2 separate regions of the Mus musculus genome follow, and region 1 is linked to region 2. The links are chromatin loops, found by intact Hi-C in ENCODE. Cell type or tissue: left cerebral cortex. All regions are shown on one strand. Links, peaks and the distances in the headings refer to the core of each region. The heading gives the core; the rest is flanking DNA.

Evidence for each region. A loop is a pair of places that touch in the nucleus more often than their neighbours do. Peaks named below come from ENCODE experiments on the same cell type or tissue, not always from the same donor. Only the 100,000 strongest peaks of a DNase experiment are listed, where the experiment ranks them.
Region 1: a loop joins it to region 2, with 4 times the contacts of the local background. A loop is called at or near these places in 3 of 42 quality-filtered maps.

What each region holds. Positions count from the first base shown.
Region 1 is chr11:34,308,684-34,319,574 of GRCm38, forward strand. It overlaps Dock2 (dedicator of cyto-kinesis 2), which reads right to left. Exons shown (of 52, transcript NM_033374.3): 28 at 3,776-3,874; 29 at 1,667-1,761. It overlaps Insyn2b (inhibitory synaptic factor family member 2B), which reads left to right and starts at 6,139. Exons shown (of 4, transcript NM_001025382.2): 1 at 6,139-6,262. In left cerebral cortex, for the core only: a CTCF peak has its summit at 6,068 (motif pointing right); DNase peaks (open chromatin) are centred at 6,058, 6,461, 7,597 and 7,838; H3K4me3 peaks cover 694 bases.
Region 2 is chr11:34,230,216-34,241,106 of GRCm38, forward strand. It overlaps Dock2 (dedicator of cyto-kinesis 2), which reads right to left. Exons shown (of 52, transcript NM_033374.3): 45 at 9,314-9,490; 46 at 7,935-8,018; 47 at 2,554-2,691; 48 at 1,356-1,483; 49 at 441-609. Among named protein-coding and RNA genes, the nearest start is that of Foxi1, 28 kb to the left of the region's middle. In left cerebral cortex, for the core only: a CTCF peak has its summit at 6,339 (motif pointing right); DNase peaks (open chromatin) are centred at 6,380, 6,852 and 7,462.

The DNA of each region.
Region 1 (10,891 bases), core at 4,163-8,162, 78 kb after region 2:
TTCAGGGTTGCATATAGCTTCTACCTCGATTCAAGATGAGTGACCATTTATATCTGAGCAGCTAGACAACTTATGGAGCCAGAACAAACAGAAAACAGGGATCCCACTGTCTAAAAATTATTACAAGTCAAGAGATGGTAGCACGTGAGCATTAAACCAAGCACAGGGCCTTCCGAGTATGAATGACTATGCTCCTCCACAGGGCTCATGCTCAGAAAGCTGGCAGGACACAAGGTCAGGGAAGAGTTCACTTCTGGCCCACAGTGTGCCTAGGAGAATTATCACCAGCATGTTAGTTATTGCAAGGCCAGCCTTCAGCATGTGAGATGCGAACCAGGCAGAGTGAGCCTAGGCTAGGGCTGGATGCTCCTTGGCACTGTGTTGCTGGGAAGAGCTCCCTCTTTCTACAATAAGCAAAACTGTATAGACAGATGCCTTCTTTTTCCTTGACCAATTCCTCCTCCCCTCCTGCAGTCCTAAAGTCAGTCCAAGAGTACGGTAGCCAGGTGTCTATCACACAGTGGGCACTTAGGCATCCAGGGACTGGAAGAACAGTTTTCCAGAGATCAGCAGGTATTGCAATTAGATCTTAGCATGCAAGAGACAGATCTCAGACCTTATGCAATGACAAAATCATTAATATGTAAATGCGCATAGTCTCTCATCCAGTCTTTTCACTCAAGAATATTCTGGGTTTTCTTCTCTGTCACTCTCTGGGGACATCTCTGTCTTTGTCACTCAATACTTGGCCTGTGTAATGAAGAACAGAGGTGGTAGATACAGGGAGATAAAACTAGAAACCCCTTTGAGATGAAGGGCTTTGTATGGTACAGGCCTGAAATAAATGTAAGTAGCCGTAGGAAAGGGGAAGAGAAAGAAGGGAGGGGCTGAGAAGGCCTTACTCAAGAGAGGACATGGGTGGGACATAAGAATGGGATCCTGAGACAGAACAAGGGAGCTACAGCGTGCAAAAGACAGTGTGTGTGTGGGGGGGGGGGGGAGTAGAGGAAGGGATTATTAGAATGGCTGAGTCATGAGATTTGTGTGTACCTTGCCAAGATGGTATTAGAGACACAATCGTGAAGGTTGGAATCATTTCTAATTATTTATCTCAGGTTGTGATTGCTCATGTGGGGTCTGGATTATCTTTGGGTTACATTGATATTCTGTGAGACATGGTTAGGGATTATATAAATAAACAAAAAATGTTTAAGTTACACCCTACAATGTCCCAAAGGCAGATTCATCTGTAAAATGCGCCCCCTATTCTTCAGTGTAGAAGATCATAATTGCATATTGAAAGCACCCCACCCCAAGTCCTGTAATGTGGAAGCCTTTAAAATTTTTAACCCAGTGCTTTAGACACTTACCTAATATATGACCCAGAAAACATTTTATTATGAACAACATAGTTGTATAAAACTTCCCTAAACTCTCCTATCACAGAGTATCACATTTTGACAGCAACTTGAAAACCAGAGAAGGTTTGTGGCTATTTAGAGTGGCTTCAGAATTGGTGAATTCTTTCTTCCTTGTGTTTGTGCACAGAAAGGAAGGGCCTATTAAAATTTTAATGTCTTTTCTCCCTTCTATGGCTGCTAGTGTTCTTTAAAATAAACGGTGAGCACACGACAAGGCGGTGTTCTGGAAGTGCTGGGCACCTTACCGGTTCTGGACCATGCTCATGGCCATCCAGTCCCCAGGATACACATTCTTCCCAATGAGGTCCTTGAACATGATGAATGTCTCCATCAAGAAGTCCTATAAAAGTGCCAAACACACCTGTCACCTCACTTCACAGGGACTGACTTTGAGTGTCTAGATATTGGTGGTGGTGACTGAATATTCATTTTCTTTTAGAGGGTTAGGTTTGGGAAGGGGCCTAGGTTTTTGCCAAGGAATTCAAAGTCATCACAACCAGTTAGAAATGGAAATTTATAAGTCCGCTACTAAGATTCTGCCTCACAGGTACAAGCGGAATATGAACAATGACTGAAAATGTTCTCTGCAACTATAGCACTATTGGTTCTGTCATTAAGAATAAAGAAGTAAATGTATTTGCTGATGATTTCGTAATCATCTTCCCAGATACGTATTTGAGAGGTAAATAATCCACATTATATGGTACAGTCTCGGGTCATTGAACAAATACACTATTATTTAAATGAACATATAATTAGCAATGTATAGGCACAGCTAATCCAAGTGTCACATGTGTGTGTCAAGTCATAAAGACAGGCGGTAACAAGGGTCTTCCTCTTTTTAAAGAGGCTCAAAGTGAATTGAAACATTCTCCAGCAAATCTTGCAGTAGGCTAGCCTTCATCCTTATCTCTAGGGAAAATAAGTTCAGTACAGATCCAGACAGCCAAGTCAAGAACCACTGGTACCAAGAGCATCTTGAGCTGCAGGTAGTGAAGTCGAATCCCCTAGGTGATTTAGCTAAAGCTTCGAATGCAGAGTGAACCCACCCATCCGCAGTTCTTTCCCTAAGCCGCGCTTGTCATGTTCACTGCAGCCTCTGCTCAGAGAAAATCTCACCTAAAACCCAATGTATGAAACAGATAAAGACAGATTAACTTCGTTTGGGGTGTGTGTTTGTATATGTATATGAGTGTGCCTGTTTGTGTGTGAGTGTGCTGTGAGTGTGTACGGTTGTGTGTGAGTGTATGTGCAATTGTGTGTGAGTGTGTGCAAGGTGTGTGTGAGTGTGCGTGGTATAGTGTATATGTGTGATGTATGTGTGGTGTGTACTTGTGTGTGCACATACATATGTGCTTGTGTGAGTGTGCTGAGTGTGTGTGTGCTGTGAGCATGTGTGCAATTGTGTGTGTGAGTGTGTGTGGAATGGTGTATGTTTGGTGTGTTGTGGTGTGTGTGTGTATGTGTGTGCATGCGTGAATGGCATGGTATGTATGTGTATATATATATATATGGTGTGTTTGTGTATGTGTGGTGTGATATGTGATGTGTGTATATGGTAGGGTAGTGAGGGGGCTATGCAGAATATTATTTCAAAAACACTGCTTTTAAACTAAATTGTGAAAGTCTGGAAATGGTATTGGCTTATTTCTAGCAAATTTTTTCTTCTAGGAAAAAAAAAATCACCTTTGTGGTATAAAGTCCAAGCTTCCACATCAGAACGGGGTAATGTCAACCCACAGGTTAGCACAAGGTATCAAGCACATGCTATGTACTAGACTCTTGGCACAAAGCCAAGCTTGTGGCTTCTCCCTGGCGATGGTGGTGGGCTTAGCAGACGAGTCCTGAGTGGTGAGTTGAGCTCAGGAACCAGCTCTCTCTGTACACTGGCTACAGCATAGTGACAGCTGCATTTCCTGAGTGCTTTTACTGTTACACTTCGGATTCAAAGCCCGTGACACAGATAGTGTCATCCCTAGCTCCCAGATTGGAAAAACAAAACACCTGAGGCTTGAGAGAAGTTAGCTTGCCTGTGGTCACACAGTGACTTAGCTAGGATTCCAATCTAAAATATTATGACTCGGACACTCAGACTCTTGAGCTCCAGAGAACTCATGATTCATCGACAAATGTCTGTTTGCTAATGGGAATCTAGATGTGGGAGCCATAGCACACAGCTGTAATGGGCTGGAGATACGTTCTAGAAATGGAATCAGATTCGTATATCATATCTGCAACACACACGCTTGAGATCTGTAGGGGGCCTTCTTGCCCCAAACTCTTGAGAAGAGGAGCTTGGTATGCCACGCCTTTCTTGCCTCCTCCCAACCCCCTGCCATGTCCTGCAGACTTACCACAAGGTCTGAGCTGGTCTGGAAGGTCTCAATGTAAAATGAATAGTGTTGGTCGCCCATCTGGTCTAAGATAGCTGTCATACACGCCACAAAGTGACTCTACAAAACATAATGAAAAATACAAAGGCACTGAAATTTGTCCTTTCTGTCTCCTTGACATCAAACTTGAAAATATACAGCCCCCCCACCCCCCGCACTCATAAAGGACCACCCAGCAGCAAAGCATCTCCTCTTGCTGGCATGTAAAACAACTCCCTAAGAGGAAATGTCCTTACCGCTAATTCATTTTAAAACATTCATTAAACACCCATTACGTGCCTGTAGCTGTGCTAGGAGCTCCAGATACAAAACTAAGAGCAGAACCCCCTTGTCCCCCTCTTCACCCCACCTCTGTGCTGTTTGTACCTCGGAAACAGCACTCTATGGATGTTGGGAGACTCAGCCTATGTTAGCCAAGATTCTCAGGGGCAGTCAGTTTCATTTTCCTGGTAAATAATTTTGTCTGCATGAATCCCCATAGTCTTATCTGTGCCCTTATCCACTCCCAGAGGAATTCCTGGAAAGACCAACAGCTCCAACAGCACTGTTAAGTGCATGGCAAGTCTCTGCAGAGAGATCATTACTGGATCACCATGAATCAATCAGCCATGAGCGAACCTAACACCTACCAGGATTGGCATTATTTACGGATAAAGAAGATAAAGGAGATGCGGAGAGACAACCTTTGCTCTTCGTGAGTTTATTATTTAGTCGGGAAAGCGTGATTAATGTCCATGAGGAAAGGAGTCAGACAAGAGGGAAATCAAGGTAGAGATGTGAGGAGGAGGTGGGTCCTGAAGAAACCCTGAAAGTGGAGAAGCATGAGTTATAGCCTCATATGGACCAAAGGCATCACTCAGTCTCTCCTGTGTTCTCCCTCCCAGGGTGTTAAGTGTCTGTGCTGGGGCATGCTGGCATATAGAAACAGCACTTGAGGGGATATATTCTGGAAGCTGGTAAAGAAACACTGGTCACTAATCAAGCAGGGCTGAGATAATATTCTCAACTGTTTCCTGTAAGATCCTAGAGGGATGACCATCTTGGCCAGAGGAGGTCTCACTGTGAACCAGGCCAGGCCAGATTTTTTTTGAAGGTTGCCTGGTTACTGGTGGGATACAAGGAGTGTCCAGGGACTCCCACTGCTGAAGATAGGCTTGGAAATTTCATTTGAAATTTTATTTGAAATTTTATTTGAAAAATAAAGGTGTGTGATACCTGAGTGTGTGTCTCTGTGTCTGTCTATCTGTCTCTGTTCTTGTCTCTCTGTCTCTGTCTCTGTCTCTGTCTCTCTCTGTGTGTGTGTGTGTGTGTGTGTGTGTGTGTGTGTGTGTGTGTGTATCTGACAGTCTGTGGCCTTTGTTTAAAAAAGTCTCCTGTTGTTAAAAATATTGAATATGCATGCATGTAACCTGTATATCAGCCAGCCTGTAGGTCTGCTCGAGTGATGGACAGTGCTTATGGCCCCTAGGAAGTACCCTCTGCATTCTTTGGTAGGTCTCTTAGGTTGCTTAATGTGTTCCATGCACTCATTTGCCAAAGTAGCTAACATAGGTACAGGCTCTCGTTTGCTTCCTGGTGTTTTTCAATTAGGACGTTAGGGGTGTCATGCCTTCTCAGTCAGCAGGGCCAGCTATAGAACGGAATGAGGCAAAGATGTAGGGTCCTCACTTAAAAGTATTATGGATCATTTTGGAACAGCTGAGTGGCCTTTTAAAAGAAGGAACTCGATGACTAAGCAGGTCACCTGCACAGAAGCTGGTGACCGCTAAACCCACCCCATGTTTAGAAAACATGGATATCTGGCCCAAAGCACCAAGCTTAGACTTTCAGGGGGCTCTAGCCACTTTGAGTGTAGGAATCCAAAGCCTTGGGGATCCCACCTGCTTGTTATTTCCTGGCGAGACCTCCAGGGTGGGTAGTAGTGAGTTTGTGAAATTACTCAACTCTTTCAAACCAGGCTGAAGCAGCTGCATCCTGGCTAACTTAACAAGGTCGCACTGAAATTAAGAGATGGATTTCATACCTCTGGGTAGCCTAAATGTAGGGAAGGGAGATTCTAGAGTTTGAAGAGCTAGAGGTAGGTGTGTGTGGTGTGTGTGTGTGTGTGTGTGTGTGTGTGTGTGTGTGTGTGTGTGTGTGTGTGTTTACCTGGGCTTCCTCAGTTCCTGCTCCCTCCGTCTCCTCTCTTCTCTCCCTTCCTTAAAGAATTCATCCTGTGGCCACTAGAGGGCTTTTCTTTTCACATGGTAGCTGCTGTGCAGTTTGTTCGGCTTTTTATTTATTCCTACGTGAGCAGACCCACTACACTTCTTGCATATAAACAGTGAAAATTACAATATAAAGGGCTTATTTTTTCCTTCGTTTGGAGTTATCTTGCTTCTGGTCAAAGGCTGGCTCGTTGTACAAGGAAGGGGCGGCATCTTCTGCAGGTAATTCCACTGCTTGGAGGTAAGAGATATGGGAAGGTTTGATTTTTTTTTGTTTTTTTTCTTTTTTCTTTTTTTTTTTAAATCGATGATCTTGTAGGAAAAAAATGCTGTTGTCTCTTGGACAGCAGTCTACTTTAAATCTTTGGTTTAAATGAGTGCTGAGACTGTGAGCTTGTGTGGGTGTGTGTGGTGAAAATCCACCATTGTCAGAACTGCAGGCTGCCCCAAACGCCTCGATCCGCAAGGCTTGTTATTCCCAGTGGCTTGATTTGAATTGGAAGAGGAGGAAATGCAAAGAGCGAACCTCAGAGGAGCTCAAGTTGCTGGAATTACCTCGAACGGGCTGCATTCTCTTAGGGTTTGTTTAAGGAAACTTCTCTGCCTTTTTTTTCTTTCTATCTTTAAATAATGAAAAAAGAGAGAGGGGTTTTCCATTCTTCATTGGAGAGTTTGACCATTTTATGAAATAAACCATTATTGTTTTATTAGGAATCAGTCAGTGTGTTAGAGTTCACAGATCAATCAAAGTCACTTTACCAGCTTGTTAATTTCTTTGTCCAGATCAGCATGTAGAAAAGCCCGGTTGGGTGCCTTTCACTAGGATTTGCATGCACTGTCATGGAAGTTTAGACAAGTCACTTGCATTTGCCTGTTAATCAAAAATTGACTGCTTTATCTTGAACCGGAAGCATCCTGATTTTTCTACCACAGCCTAGCTCACTTTGGTATCGATCCTTAGGTGATCACACAGATGTGACTAACAGACTCCCTGAAGTAGAACGAGCCACAGGCAGTAGGTTCATTAAAGGCTCTGTCATTTGAATTGAATAGCCATTCACGATTTCTCATGCAATGAAGGAGTAATGGAATCACTTAGTGCTTCTCTGACGGCTAGCCCCTTTCAAGATTGTCTTCAAAATGGCAAGTGTGTCTTGGCCCTCTCCCATTTTCACAAGTTTGAGACCAGACTTTCATACCTGCCGTATCTAAAATGCTTAGAGAAATTGGGGAAGGATGGTTGGGGTGACAATCAGACTATTTGCCCTGGCAGCCAACATAGCCCTAAGGTCGACTGCTGCTCCAACTTTATATCATTAAAAGTTCAAACTCCCATCCCCTCCAATGACCTAGAAAAGCCTTAATGTTGCATGGGGTTCTCGGGGAGTTGGGGGATTCCCTGCAATCTGAGCCAATTAGAACCCTCTTCTTTTTATTCCTGGCAGAAATTCTATAATCGACATATATTTACTACCACGGCATGAGGCAGCCACTCATCCATACCAAAGCAGCATGCCAGGTGCCCGGATAGGAAATTGCTTCTTAAAACAGAGTACCAGAGGGACTTGCATATTAAATTCCAGAGAGAAATTGAATCTGAGTCTCTGGCGCAAAGCAGGCAGAGTCACCTCGCTCTAATCGGGTGGTTTAAAATGTGGCTAATGAATCACAGCATGAAGAGACACAGTTTGAAACTAGGTCAAACGTGTAAAAATAAGTGCAATCATTGCAGGCACTTGGCTGATGAGGGGCTACTTAATGCTGGAGTGGAGGGGTATATTTGCCGCATAGGACCTTCTTCGGCTATCTGAGACAATCAAGTCCTTTAATTAATCCGGCTCATCACTACACTCAGAGGTCTCGCACATCTGGGAGAGAACTGAAGCTTTGAGGAAAAGGACAACCAGTCAGGCTCTCTTTACTATGTGCTGGTAAGGAAACAAGAGGAAACCGATAGTGTGTGAGCAACATAGCAGACGACTTCAGTTTTGGTAGGAACTCTCCCCAAATCATTACCCTGGCTCCTTTGTATTAAAAGTCTCTTCCATATCATATTATTATTGGAAATACTAATAGTTCTGCATACAACATTCAGTTTAACCATTCCTACTTAGCAACCTTTAATTCAAACACACATATGTAGGTACACACACTCACATACACACTCTAGAGCACACACACACACACACACACACACACACACACACAGAGTTGAGACTCTTGTGGTGCTAGAGTAAACTGTGGCAAAGAAGGCAAAGCAATCATTTGCTCTGCTTTGGAGAACAAAATCAAGGAGGGGGGCTTGGCTGCTGGGAGGCACCCCGCTCACCTGGGATTGGTGGGAGAGGTGAGAACACAGAAGGAAGGAAGTCAGCTCCAGGAGCTTGCTACCTAAATGCCAACATTACTATGAGATAGCAGCTGGTGACGCGTTGCTATGGTAACTTCAGATAATGCGCACGACCAAAATAAAATACAATATAGAAAGCACCAAGGAGAGAAGATGAAGGAAACTTTGCGTGCGGAGGGATGCTCACGGGGAGATGAAAAGTTCTGTGAACAGGCTACACTTTGGAGACTGAGAGTGGCCAAATGCTGCTCCCAGGCTGTTCCTCTGCTCACCCCCATGTCTGCTGTGTGCTTATGTAACCAATTTTATTCTTGGATTAAACTAGTGCTGTCTGTATGGTGGATCCAGGACTGATTGGAGGTGGGAGGTTGTGGTGTCAGGAAAAGCAAAGGCTCTGAAATCCATTCATCTCAGAGCTTCGTCAGGCCTCTGGGAGTTGTAATGTGGAAAAGTCTTTAGGGCTGCTGAGGTATCCAGTGTGTTCTCTTATAGCAATGCCAAGTCTGGCTACAGTGCTGGGCACCAGGGGGGGGGGGGCAGCAGGGTGGCTCAGTCTGTGTTCCAAGAAGCTCATATCTAATGCTTACTTGATACATAGCCACAAGCAGGGGAAGTGAGAAGTGTCTTGAAGCCAGGTAACCAGATTTCCAATCTTAGCCATGTGCCTGTGACCTTGAGCAGGAGGATCTTGTGTAGCTTGCTTGCCTAATGTGTCAAAGAAGATTAAAAAAAAAAAAACCCAAAACCTCTTTATTTTATATGGAGAATAAAAGATTGAATTAATTTATATAAAAAAGCTTGAACGTATAGAGCCTTCATTAAGTACCAGTTATTATTAATTATCATCATCATCTTCATGCTATTGGCTGTATTCCACAAAACTAAGCAGATTAACCAGGTAAAATTCCCAGCACAGAGGAAATGGTAACTGTCTACCAGTGACTGTCAGTGAACCAATTTAACTGCTTCCCACTGCAGCTTGGCCGCAGTGACGCTACGGCCTTCAACTCTCAGTGGCCTTTTGGTTATTGAGTGTCAAGTTCAGCCGCTCAGTGAGTTTGTACCTCTGTGAGCAAAACACGCTGGGGGATTTCTTTTACTTGAAGACAGTTGCTGGAAGGTAGGAAAAGTGACTTTGGTGTTCAAATTGTTCAAAAGCACACGCTACTACTGCCTTTATGGAGAGCGGAATCCCTCAGCTGCCTGGCTTTGGGAGGTGCCTGTCTTTGTGTGTCCTGAAAATCCTTAGCTTCCCAGAGGTCCTGCTGTGTGGTAGATGAAGCCAATTCCATTCCTTCTTAGGAAAATGAACACACATCTAGAAGGTGTATGTGATCTGTTCCATGTCAAAAACAGAAGAGCATCATGAGCAAGCAGAGAGGTGCCAACTGGATGCTGTACCTCTGTGTGAATCCTAACACTGCTCGCCTATTCATGGTAACTCCAGGAGGGCTAGGACCGTGCGCCCTGCCAGACACTGTGGCTATCAGTGACAGCTCAACTATCTGGATAAACCAGGGCTAGACTTGCAGGCAGTGCCTCCTTAGGGAACAGTCCTCACTGCAAGGCCAGTAAGGTGGCCTGAGAAGGCTGCTTAGGGTCAAGGCTAGAAAAAAGAGCCTGTATTCCTCACACACTTTCGCTTGTAACAAACGCCTCTGACCATAGCTGGAGCTTGGGACTGCCTGTGAGATCACTTTAAATCTTCCAAAGAGAACAGTAGAGTGTTTTGTAGTAAGGGAAAGTGTGTGTGTGTGTGTGTGTGTGTGTGTGTGTGTGTGTGTGTGTGTGTTTGGAGGGGTGTGTGTGTGTGTGTGGAATGGTAGATCCCATTCATTCATTCATTCACTCATTCATTCATTCATTCATTCATGTATGTCTTCATCATCTCCCTGAGACGTCTCAGCTTACACATGAGCTAAGCTGTGTACCCATTTTATAGATGCAAAACATGAGAGAGAGGAAGCCAAATAGTTTGACTAGTCAGACATTTAGTTTTGGTGTTGTAGGAAATAAAAGCAGGGTCTTTTAGGTCCCCAAACCTGTATTTTCATGGACCTGTATTTTTATACCACACCTCTGTATCAGCTCTACTCAGCAGAGAACCCTGTCACTTTATTTGCTGCTGTATTGCTAGGATCTAGAATTAAACCTGAATATTGCATAAGTTTAATAAATATTAATGGAGATTGAACTTAATACTGCATTCTCTATCTCTAAAAAAATGTTATGGGGACCCTTCTCCATAAACTGAAAATTTAGTTGGGTATTATACCTTTGATTTAGCAGAGGCCAGAAACATAAGTATTTTTGTTCTATTTCTCACATTCTGACAAGTTCCAGTGAGTTAACCCCTTTACCTGTTCCTTGATTCAATAAGTACTTCTTGAACATCCAGTGTGTGAGTACCCACTGTGTGAGCACCTACTGTGTGCTGGGCATGGTTCCAGGAGCTGAGGCTATAGATGTGACAATTATTAAAGGCATTTTTTAAGAAGCTCTCATTACAGATAAGTGGGG
Region 2 (10,891 bases), core at 4,323-8,322:
CCAAACATCAATTATATAATTTTATTATATATAACAATATATGGTTGTGTTTTATTCAAAATATACATCATATTTACAAATAATTATATATTATATTATATATACATATATATGCATATACATACGCATGCATATGTGTATATATATATACATATACATACATATATATGTGTATATATATTTTATATATATATATAGGCCAAGGTAGCCAAGGTGGCTGCTTTCCCCTGTACCAGTTGTTCAAGCACTAGAGTCTGATGGCTTGGGTTCAAATCCTACCTGTGGAGTATGAGCGTACCCAGGACCTCATATTGGGAAGCTTCCTTCCTTTAAGACCCACTGTAGTGTGGGAGCAAGGCTCCAGTCCACCCACTCAGGAGACCTGGGCTGCCTGGCATAATGTTCTGAAGAGCTGGGGAGAGCCTGGCACCTCTGCTCACCCGCTTCAGGTCTGACTCCGTTGCTGCCTTCTCGTCTGCAAACACCACGCTGCTCCTCTTGGTCCTTTTCTTGGACCGCCGCAGCTTGACCTCTGGCAGAGTGCTCCCTGGGGAGATGGGCTCCTCCTCCACTTTGGGAGTCTTGGGTGGGGCTGACTCTAGGTCAAAACTGGAGGGCAGGGGAGGAGCAGTGGAGATTGTAGTTAGATCCTGATAGGGACACAGAAGACCTTCATGCCAACTGAGCTATCACGGCACTGCTGGGGCCTGATCAGTTATCTTGATAACAAATTGAGTTGTTTGTCCACAGACATTCAAAATGAAGATTACAATGATCAGATGACTAAAATCAAAAGACATGGCAAGGAGGTGAAACTGGTTAGAGTGTAGACCTGGGTTCAAATCCAGGCACTGCTGCATTTTAGCTAAATGACCCTGATCAGTCTCTCGACTTCCCTGAGCTACCACTTGCCCAGTAAGAGGGGAACAGTGGTCCTGGTGCCTGAGCGGTGGGCACACGGTATATAGGTATATGATGAATTTGGTAGGGGAAGATGGTGGTGGTGTGGGAGGGACATGTTACTATGGGAGCGATGTGTGAAGCACTGAACCCCTATTAGAGGAATAACCATTTACAATGCAGGCCGGGAGAGGGATGATGGCTGCATCAATGGGCAAGAAGTCCAGCGGCAGTGGCAGTAGTAGGTTGGGAGGGGATGCGGGTGGGTGGTGGCTGCAGTTAGGTCTGGGTTCTTGGGAAAGCCATCAGCCTGTTTCTGCTGTCCAGGATGCTTTAAAAATGGTACCAGTCAAGGCAACATGCTGCATGAATCCAAGATTTTCCTGAGGTCCCTGCTGGGGAAAGGCTTTAAAGTGAATGGGAAGGAAGCCTGGTAGCTCCAGGAAAAGACTTACCTTTCTGCGGGGACTTTGCTGGGAGTGCTGCAGTCAGAATGCATGGAGGCCAGAGAGATGACGGACATCTGCCTGTAGGAACGCAGCATGGACCTGGGGCGGCCCACTCTCCTGTCTTCGAAGTCAGGCTGCAGGTAGAAGAACAGTGGTGAGCATCCAGGGGAGCAGGGCTTTGCAACCTGAGCCCCCATCTTCTGTGGACAGAGAGCATCAGTGCAAAGCTCCCGGTCAGCAAGACCACAGGGCTGCAGGATAGACACCAGCAGCCTCAATCCCGGGGGAAAGATCACTAGTCCTTAAGTTTCCCCATAGAGACAGCATCTCTATTATTCAGTGGCCTCATGAGCCATCTTTATGCTAATGAGAGGGCTTGAATAGGGCTGGCCTGTGCCAGAGAGACCAACCCTATCATTACAGGGATGAGACTTTGAGTCACATATTATCAACACAACCTCCAGAGAGGAGACAAGGAACAGAGATGAATCTCCAGCCCGGGGCTAATGATTCACTCAATCATGGCTGAGTAGTGAAAGCTTTGGAAAGATTCTCCACACTTAAGCTCTAGTGAGCTCCCTGGTAGGTAATCGCATGCCAATAAGCCAGAGGATGATGTGTCCTGACAACATGGAAGTGTCCTATTTGGGATCATCTACTGCCTTGCCCTCTGTGCCCTTCACCTAGCTGCTCTGGATTGGCATCTTCATCTGAAAGCTTCTGTACAGAAGTTCCTCAGAGGATGAGCCTGCTGTTAAGTTGAAAGAGTAATCTGAAGACGCATGAAATCTACCCGGACTGCCAAGCACCCTGGCTGGCAACATGGACTGCCAAGCACCCTGGCTAGCAACACCATACCATATACTGCTGCACACTGGCTGCTCACCCCACAGGCAGCCTTTTTCACCATGGCTGCGAGTTTCGTGTAGGTAAAAGTGTTGCTATCTGCCTATATCAATCACTTGATATATATCAACTGTATTTATAGAAGGCCAAGCACATATTAGGTGCTTCACTAATGTAGCCTTTACAATTGTACAGTCCCTTGGGTAAGTGGTAGGTCCATAGGTCCAATTCTAACTGATTTGCCTTTAGGAGTGATTTTGAGGGACTAGGCATACAGGAAGGTTCCCCCCATTGCCAGCCCCTTTAAGCTCTTATTCCCACAATCCTCCCTGTTTGCAGTCACAGGGACCACTCATACCATCTCTCGGACACCATACTCCTTTTCCACCTTCATTTTCAGGTTCTTGAAGCACTCCTCCATCCGGTCATGGAAGGGGCGCAGGTTGTCTGACACCCTTTTCTCGTGGATCTTAATCCCAGCTCCCAGGAAAGGGATCTGAAGAGAGAGGTGGCAAGCCATGGGACTCAGCTTCGGGGCTATCTCAGGAGCTCAAGTTGACTTAACTCTTCCTGGAAAGCCTTCAGGTGCTCAGCGACCCACACGGTCCCTGGGACAGCTGTAGCCTTAGAATTTATCGTCAAGGGAAACAATGACCCCACTGCTCTAGTTTCCCTGGAATTGAGAGTGTCCCGGGCATTAGAAACCACAGACATGGGGAAATCTGAGTCCTCAAAAAACCCTGCAAAGTGTCAAGAGTTCAGAGAACAGAAAGGCGGACTCTCCAGGGCTCTGCCTCACAGTCTTGTTTAAGAAGTATTCAGGAGTATAAAAGTGAAATTATGAAGATAAGAAGCCATGGCAAGAGGGAAGATCGAGACAGGAAGCGAGGCCACAGCCCGTCTTACACCATGGGGCCCAATTATACTTTCCATGGCTGCTAAGGGTATGCTGGTATCCGAAAGTTCTTTTATTAGTAGAGAGTTTCTAGAAAGTGCTGCCACATCCCAGGAAGACATGAGATGCGGGAAGAATGGAAAAGAGAGGCACAGTTTGTCTTATCCACAAAAGAGGTCAGAGCACAGAACCTCAGAGACCTAGAAGGGGAGGGACAGAGCTCACAGTTACAATGAAAGTTTGAGAAACTCAATTGCATGGCCCTCTGGTAAAATAACTAAGTCAGCCAGGGTAGGGGATAGAATCCTTTTAGAGAAACAAACATCTCCACCATTTCTGTCTCCTTCTCTTAGCTTTCTTGAGAGAAGAGAGGTGCAGGGAGACACACACTGCAGTGAGATGTGCGCTCGGCTGTGAATATGGCCAGCGCATGGGCAGGAGGAAGGTAGCCAGAGGCTGGAACTGACCTCCAAGAGCAGAGGAGGGAGGTGGTGGTTAGAAGAGGCCATCCTGCCTCTAGGAATGAAGGAGGCACTGGGGGTAGAGGCAAGGCTGTCCCAGGAAAGCTGAGAGCCAGTTCCTTGCCCGAGGTGCCCGTTGCTTCAACTTGCACCTAGGTATAATGCGCTTCTACTTTCTCAAAAAGCAGGGACTTGTCCTATAAAACAATTAGATCCTGAAACCGGGGACTCAGGGGTACCATACCCAAGGGCAGGAGGAGGAGCAGCTGTCACCAGACTGAAAAAAAAAAAGGATGATAAAAAGTGGCTTATGGGTAGGGAGATGTCCACTGCATGATGCCCAGATAGCCCAATGTAGTAACCAAACTCATCTTCCCGTTAAACACTTGGAAGAATCTGCTTGCAGAGAATGTAAGTGTCCTATGTAGGTGTGTAGGTTCAAACACGTGGGTCATTCAGTTGCCAGGCAATGATGCCACCTTGCTGACAAAGCCTTCTCTCTTGCGTGCTGATTTCCAATTAGCTTCACTAGAAATTAGGAGGAATCTGCAGGGGTCACCAGGCACTGGAGGAAACTCACCCAGAGGGGACAGGATCAAAATTAACAGGCAGGATCGAGAACATGGGAACAAAGGGGCAGATGAATGTGGAGGAAACCTATAGAAAGCTTAAGGTGTTAGGTTAAAAACAGTACCAAAGGAGTCTTCCATAAAGATAATATGGTAGGATTTAAAATGGAAAGCGTGTATAGATTTAGTGCTACACTTTAGGTAAGGAAGAAAATTGGTCAGCTTAGCATCAATCTCAAGGTATTAAGGGGGAGGAAGGGGTGACAGTAGATGCTCAGTGACACATGAGCAGGCCAACCAGACTAAGAGAAGCCATCAAAGACCTATGGGTGTTAAACTACTGATCAGCTAGACTTTAACATCCACAGAGCATTCCATCAGAGCATTGGAATACACATTTTCCTTTCTGAGCATGCCACTCCTTTGCGATAGACGTTTCGCTAAACCCCATGGGCTTCAGCACATTGTACTTCTGTTTTCATTGGGTTCAAGGGATTGTCTTCATATCGTCAATGATCCATCATTCATTTAAAAGTGCATTATTCAGTATCCATCTATGCATATAACTTCTGAGGCTTATCACGCTACGTATTTTGGTGTTTATCCCACTGTGATCAGAAAGGATAACATAATATGGTTGTGATATTTTTAAAGTTAACTTTTGTCATATGTGAGTGTGAATGCATGTGTTTAAGTGAGAATGGAGAAGGATTTAGATTCTTTCAGGTCTGCTGGCAGGCAGGGAAGCTGCTATGGGCACTTAGGAAAACTATTTCTTATATCCAGCATGATGGAACACAAATGAACCAGCAATTCTACTACTACATGTACCTCGAGGGAATGGAATGTATACCCACACTTACCTACAGGAGGATGGGTCAATAAGTGGAGATACTATGTGTATGCTCTATACTTTCAAGGCAAAATGTAGAGAAAGTCAAATCTTTGATATGTGCTATAACCTAGTAAAATTCAAGGATATATAAAAGAAGCTGGATACATAATAGGATATAGTGTATATTTTATTTAATGATGTTGATAAATGAACCTTTGCTGACAGAAATTTAGCAATAGATACTAAAGCTACATTTTCTCTGTGTTAAGACGAAGGATTTCCAGGTTTGAACACACCCAAAAAAAGATACAGGCAAGAGCCCCAACTAAGTTGAAACTAAACTAATGAGCATAAAACTTAATACATTGGGTATCATTGCATGATCAATCTGTATAGACTTCTAGACGGCATGGAAAAATGATAGCAAGGTTCAACAAAATGAGCAAACTTCACAAGCCTAGCTGACACAGGGATCTGTCCATCACTAGCCTAGCCGACACGGAGATCTGTCCATGGTGGTTCCAATTATATGTAGGTCAGCAGGAATCCAGGGCAAACTATGATGCCTACGAAGGCATGCTTGGGAGTGGAGCTCTTGTAAAATGCTAGGAAATAATTCCTATAATAGCAGGAAAGTGGTCAGCTTAGCTGAGGGCTGGTAATGACTACAGGGATACATAGGCGGCCCGAGGAGCACCAGAAATAGCCTGTCACGTCTAGGTGTGTGTGGTGGTGATGGAGTCATGTCTGCAGATGCTTGGTACTAAGCCAAAGAACCATATTTCTGTGGGCACTTTCCTATATGTAATGTTTCACAACAGAAAGCTTGAGAGAATACTATACCGTAGACATCGTCCCATGCAATCAAATCTTTAAAGAACCTCTAGAAAGGTCCCAGTCTTGAAACCTACAGATTCTGGTACAAATGGCATATTGGAAACTTCAGCTTTCTCTGATTTGGTAAAAGTTCCCATTTCCCTTTAAAGTCTATGGTTGTTGAGTCTTTAGAAAAATCCCGTGAGTGTAGCTTTGCAAAACAAAACAAAGAGTTTAGCTCTAATGGTCAGGGTCAGGTTTGCCCATCTGTATTGCTGTGTTACCTGGCACAGTGCCTGGGACACAGTGTGGGCTCACTAAACAAGGGCTTTGAGAGTGGATGGAAGAGAAACATACAAGCTGATCTGCTGAGTGTAATGACAAGAATGCCACACTACCTACACAGCAGGACTGCACTATCTGAACGACCGTGGTGCCATATTTAGAGATCCTGGCTAGAGTAGAAGACGGGCATGGTTCAGGGCACTTTCCTCTGGGATGAAATGGCCTCTGTAACCTGTGGCCTTGGGAGCCATAGGCCATGCTATAGAAGAGGTAGACACTAGGGGGCGCTGCCCAAATGTGCTCACAGCCTAAGAGGCAGTGGCATCTAATGCAAGCTGCTTTCAGTGGAGCCCTTGACACTTGGGGAGAATGTTCTTAGAAGTGGTAGCCTGAGACAACTGCTCTGCAAGGCTAAGCCCTATACTCAGAAGGCAGTGGATTCTGCACAGGGAACTAATCAGTTGAGAATAGGATCCTCACAGCTTCCAGTCAGCAGCATAAAGTCAATGTGTAAGACCTGGGTGCCCCAGATGTATCCAGGGAACTGACCCATTCAGCCCGCCTTCTTGCTTCTCTGATTGGCCAGCAAGGGAAGTGCCATTATTTGAGTATTAAAAGGATACAGATGGTCCCAGAAAGATGGAAACACTTGAGGAATATTTAAGTTTCATGGGTGGCACAGAGTGGGAAGCAGAGAGAAAATTCCAGACACACCTAATGCATTCAGGGAGAGCGTGTCTGCAGTGCTCGCTCAGCGTTTCGTTTTTAAAGTCCCACTTTGCATAAATTGGCAGAGGCAGGGAAGGACCTGAATTAGGAATACTTATTTTAAGAAAAGAGTCGGCACCCAACACTTCTCAGTCCCTGATTTCCCTGGAGTAACCAAACTCCCTACCAAGGAAACTGCGCCTCTCTTTGCATGGTGACTGGCAAGGAGTGGGGAGCAGGGATGGGCAGCCTGCAACTCCTGGCCCCAGGTTTCTGCTCACTCCTTACCATCTTACCCCTCCTAGGTCCAATGGTGTGCCATCTGCAAAGAGCCCAGCCCAGCACATGTCTGCGGAGACTGTCAAAGGGCTAAAAGCAGGAAGGATCTGGCTCTTTGAAAGTTCCTAAGGGAGGGATCCAGCAGATTGTTTCTTCTTTGGAAGGGGGGGGGGGGACAAAAGAGAAAGGGAGAGCAAAGAAAAGGCAGAGAGAGGGGAGGAAGAAATGAGGGTGTAGGAGGCAGAGAGAGGCAAATGACAGGAGAGAAGCAAAGAGCTTCTAAGAGTGGCAGACAGATGCACAGAAGGAGGTGGGGAAGAAAGGTGGGCAAGAAGAAGACAGCAAGATGGGATACAGAGGCAGATAAATAACAGCTCCCGGGGCTGGAATCTGGCCGAGCTAGGCAGATGTGGACCCTTTGACCGTGAGCCAGCCCAACAAAGACCTCAATTATCTGCAGAACCTGATATCCATCTGCACACTATCTGCAACAAACTGGGTCAGCCTCACATAGAAGGAGGTGGAGGCAGAGGGGGCAAACCTTCTATTGTCTGATTGGTGCAAGCTGGTGGTGGCTGTGTGAGTGTGTGTGTGTGTGGGGGGGGTGTTTTTCATTTGAACCCCCACTGTGAAAAGCTACTGCCTGAATTTAACATCAAAGAAAGCAATCTCAACCACCTTTAACACTGCATCTATTGCTGCCAGCACTAGGCATCACTCAGGGGTAAGGTGCCCTGAATATGTGTCCTCGTAAGCCAGCTCAGGTGTCACCCAGCATCAGAAGAGGATGGAGGTAAGGAGCAGAAGGTCATGTGGAGTCAGCCCAGGCCAGGTGAGCAGAGGGAAGGGAGAGGGCCTGGATGGATGTTCCCATGCCCAGTGAGGCCTTACCTGCCATGCAATCAGGTCCTTGAGATGGCTCAGCTTGTCCTGGTCCTCCGGGTGCTCCCTGCTATACTCTTCAGTGAAGAAGGCCTGGGATGGGGGTGGGACACAGGTGGGGACTTAGGATATTTTATCAGGTAGGACACATGGTCTCTGGCATTGAGAGAAAACTTGATGTGAGAGAAACTTCAAGGACTCGGGCATTGCGGTGGACCTTGCCGTAGCTGATGTTGTTACAATTTTTTTACTGGAGGCTGCAGAGATATCAGCACTCACTGGAAAGAGCCTGCAGACTCCAAGGAAGTTCTGGTACCATGGGGTGCCAGGACCGGCAGCAGCTCCCGTGGAAACTGTTCTGAACTGGGAACTTGACATACATTCTCTAGTCCCATCTGGGTTTTACTGAACCAGAATTCAGGAGGCTTGAGTCGGATGGAGGTTTAGAACAGGGATACCTGTGTTAGGGAGCTTGAGAAGGATACTGAGGTGCAGGGGATCACTGCTGGAGGAAGAGAGCTGCCGGAGGAACTTCTCCTGGTGCTTGTTCAAGCCTGCCTCCCAGTCTCCCTCAGGGCTCCTCCACTTCTCCCTTCCCCTCTCTTCACAATCCCCCATCTGTATCATATGACCACTCTGAAGGCTACGCCAAGGGTGACCACAGATGTGTGAGGGTAGCCACAACGATGGGCAATGGTTATCACTAACTCTGAACTGGTGCACACTGGGCTGTTCTTGCCGTTGCACCAAATGACAAAGCACAGAGAATGCACAGTGAGGTTCTGTAGAAAGAGTTGTTCATTCCTCATTCAGGCTCTGGGAGTTGGAAGTTAGCTCAGGACTTTTTATTCTAAGTCATGCTAGTCCTTATTGGCATACTGCCATTACAATAGGGGCTCCCACTATGACTCAAATAGCTGGTGTTATTTCCCTTTGGCCACCTACACCAGGAGGGTCAAATATATAATCTTGGGCCCAAATATGTGGGGCTTCCTAAAGGGACCCTGTGACTTTCATCAATCAATCTAGATAGATTGTGCCTAGACCTAGGGAGTTGGGCTCCCAGATTTTCACATGTTTAGATTCTGAGTTTTTTGTTCTTTCTCTGAATCTGTGTCTGTTATTTCAAAACCTCTGTAGAAGAGATGGGTTTACCAGATGTCATGGCTTATGGTTTGTAGTCATCTCTCAGCTGTTTCTTGACAGAGATTCTTGGAGGTACCAAAGGAATGGAGACCCTTGGCAAATTGCTTCTTCTTCTTCTAAGTGTGGAGTCAGGGTGGGAAGGAAACTGGAACTCGGGTTGAAACCTGATGTCCAACAACGCTAATTGTCCATCTGGGATCAAGCGAGGATGGACATGGGGGATAAGCTCCAAGGTCCCTTACCTTCTCATACTTGGCGAAGCCTCCCATGACAGCAGGGTCCACGATCCCATTGAGGAGCATGGAGAGAGGGTTGATGGGGAGGCTTTCATCACTCTGGTACTGGTTTATCATCATCAGGATCTTCTCGTTGACTGTGGACATAGTCTCGATGGCATTCTCCAGAGGACTAATTGTGGTCTGTTGAAAACAAGATTGGCAGAAGAGCCTTAGCAGGTGGCCTGAGAGACCGACTGAATCAGAATCATTGGTATTGATTTCACTAGGGTAGGAACTCAAAGGTAGCCCCTGCTCCCCAGGCTGCAGCAGGATCTGAGGGTAATGAGTCAGCTCTGGGCTGTCTGCTGGCCAAGGACAGGCTGGCTGGCCAGCTTTCTACTTAGAGGAAAAGGATTTCTCTGGGGAAATATAGGCAGGAAGTGGCCAGCTCTGCTAGAACTTCAGAGGCTGAATATGCCCAGGAAGGTTTCTCTCCCAGTTAATGGCGTAAAACACACATCAAACCAACTCATCACATACTGATTGGAAGCTATTGTGCATGCTACTGGCAAGAGAAATCAAGAGAGCTTGCTCTAGGAGCACCCAGCTCAGCACACAACAGGCCCTGAGACCACAAGTTCAAGGGAAGATGAAATGGCAGAGAACTCTTCCCCCATACATCTTAGAAATCAATTAATGGCATTAATGACAACAGACAAACATCGAAGTTTGCAGAAGCTTATGGTCCAGAGTCAAAACTAAACTAGAGACCAGCAAACATCTCTGCAATGGGGCCAGAGAGTAAATATTTTAGATTGGCAGGCCAGATGGGCTCAGCTGCACCAACCCCACTCTGTTACTGTCAGGCAGAAACAGCAGCCAAGAAAACTGAACAGGAAAGTGTGGTTGTCCCAAACAGTCTTCACAAGAGCAGAAGCAGGCAGAAAGGCAGACCATAGACCCCAGTTTGCTGACCACAACCTGGTACAATGAGCAGAGTGTGCTAAGTCTCAGCTCTGTGGTTGTCTACCCATGTAATACAGGGCCAAGTGTCCTAACCCTTGTGAGCCCCAGTTGACTTGCTGGTAAGACTGGAATAAGAAAGCCTACCTCAGAAACCTACTGGGAAGGGTTGTCATTAATGCGCATGAATGTTAGGATAGAAAGTAGCAGTTATTCTGAAATGGGAAGATCACCAGTGGGAAAGGATAGGAGGGAAGAGACAAGAAATCAGAGAAACTTGCATGGAGGAAGGGAGCTAAATTTATCATGTCTATCATGATGGTGATGTTGTGCCTGCCTCATTGGCAATGTTGTGAAGATTAATTCAGACAATACAATATCTGACACTGCACAGTTCTTGAGAAATGCCTCCACTACTTGTACCTACCACATGTATGAGAGGAGCAGTCAGACTCTGTAGCCACACTCTGAAGTTATTTCTATAATTATTGATCTAATACAGCTTCCCCAACTGTTTCTCTGAGTGTTGCTTTCAGTGATTATGGTGGTCTGAATGAGAATGGCCCCCAGAGGCTCCTACATTTGAATACTCAGTCCTCATTTGGTGGAACTGTTTGGGAAGGATTAGGGGGTGTGGCC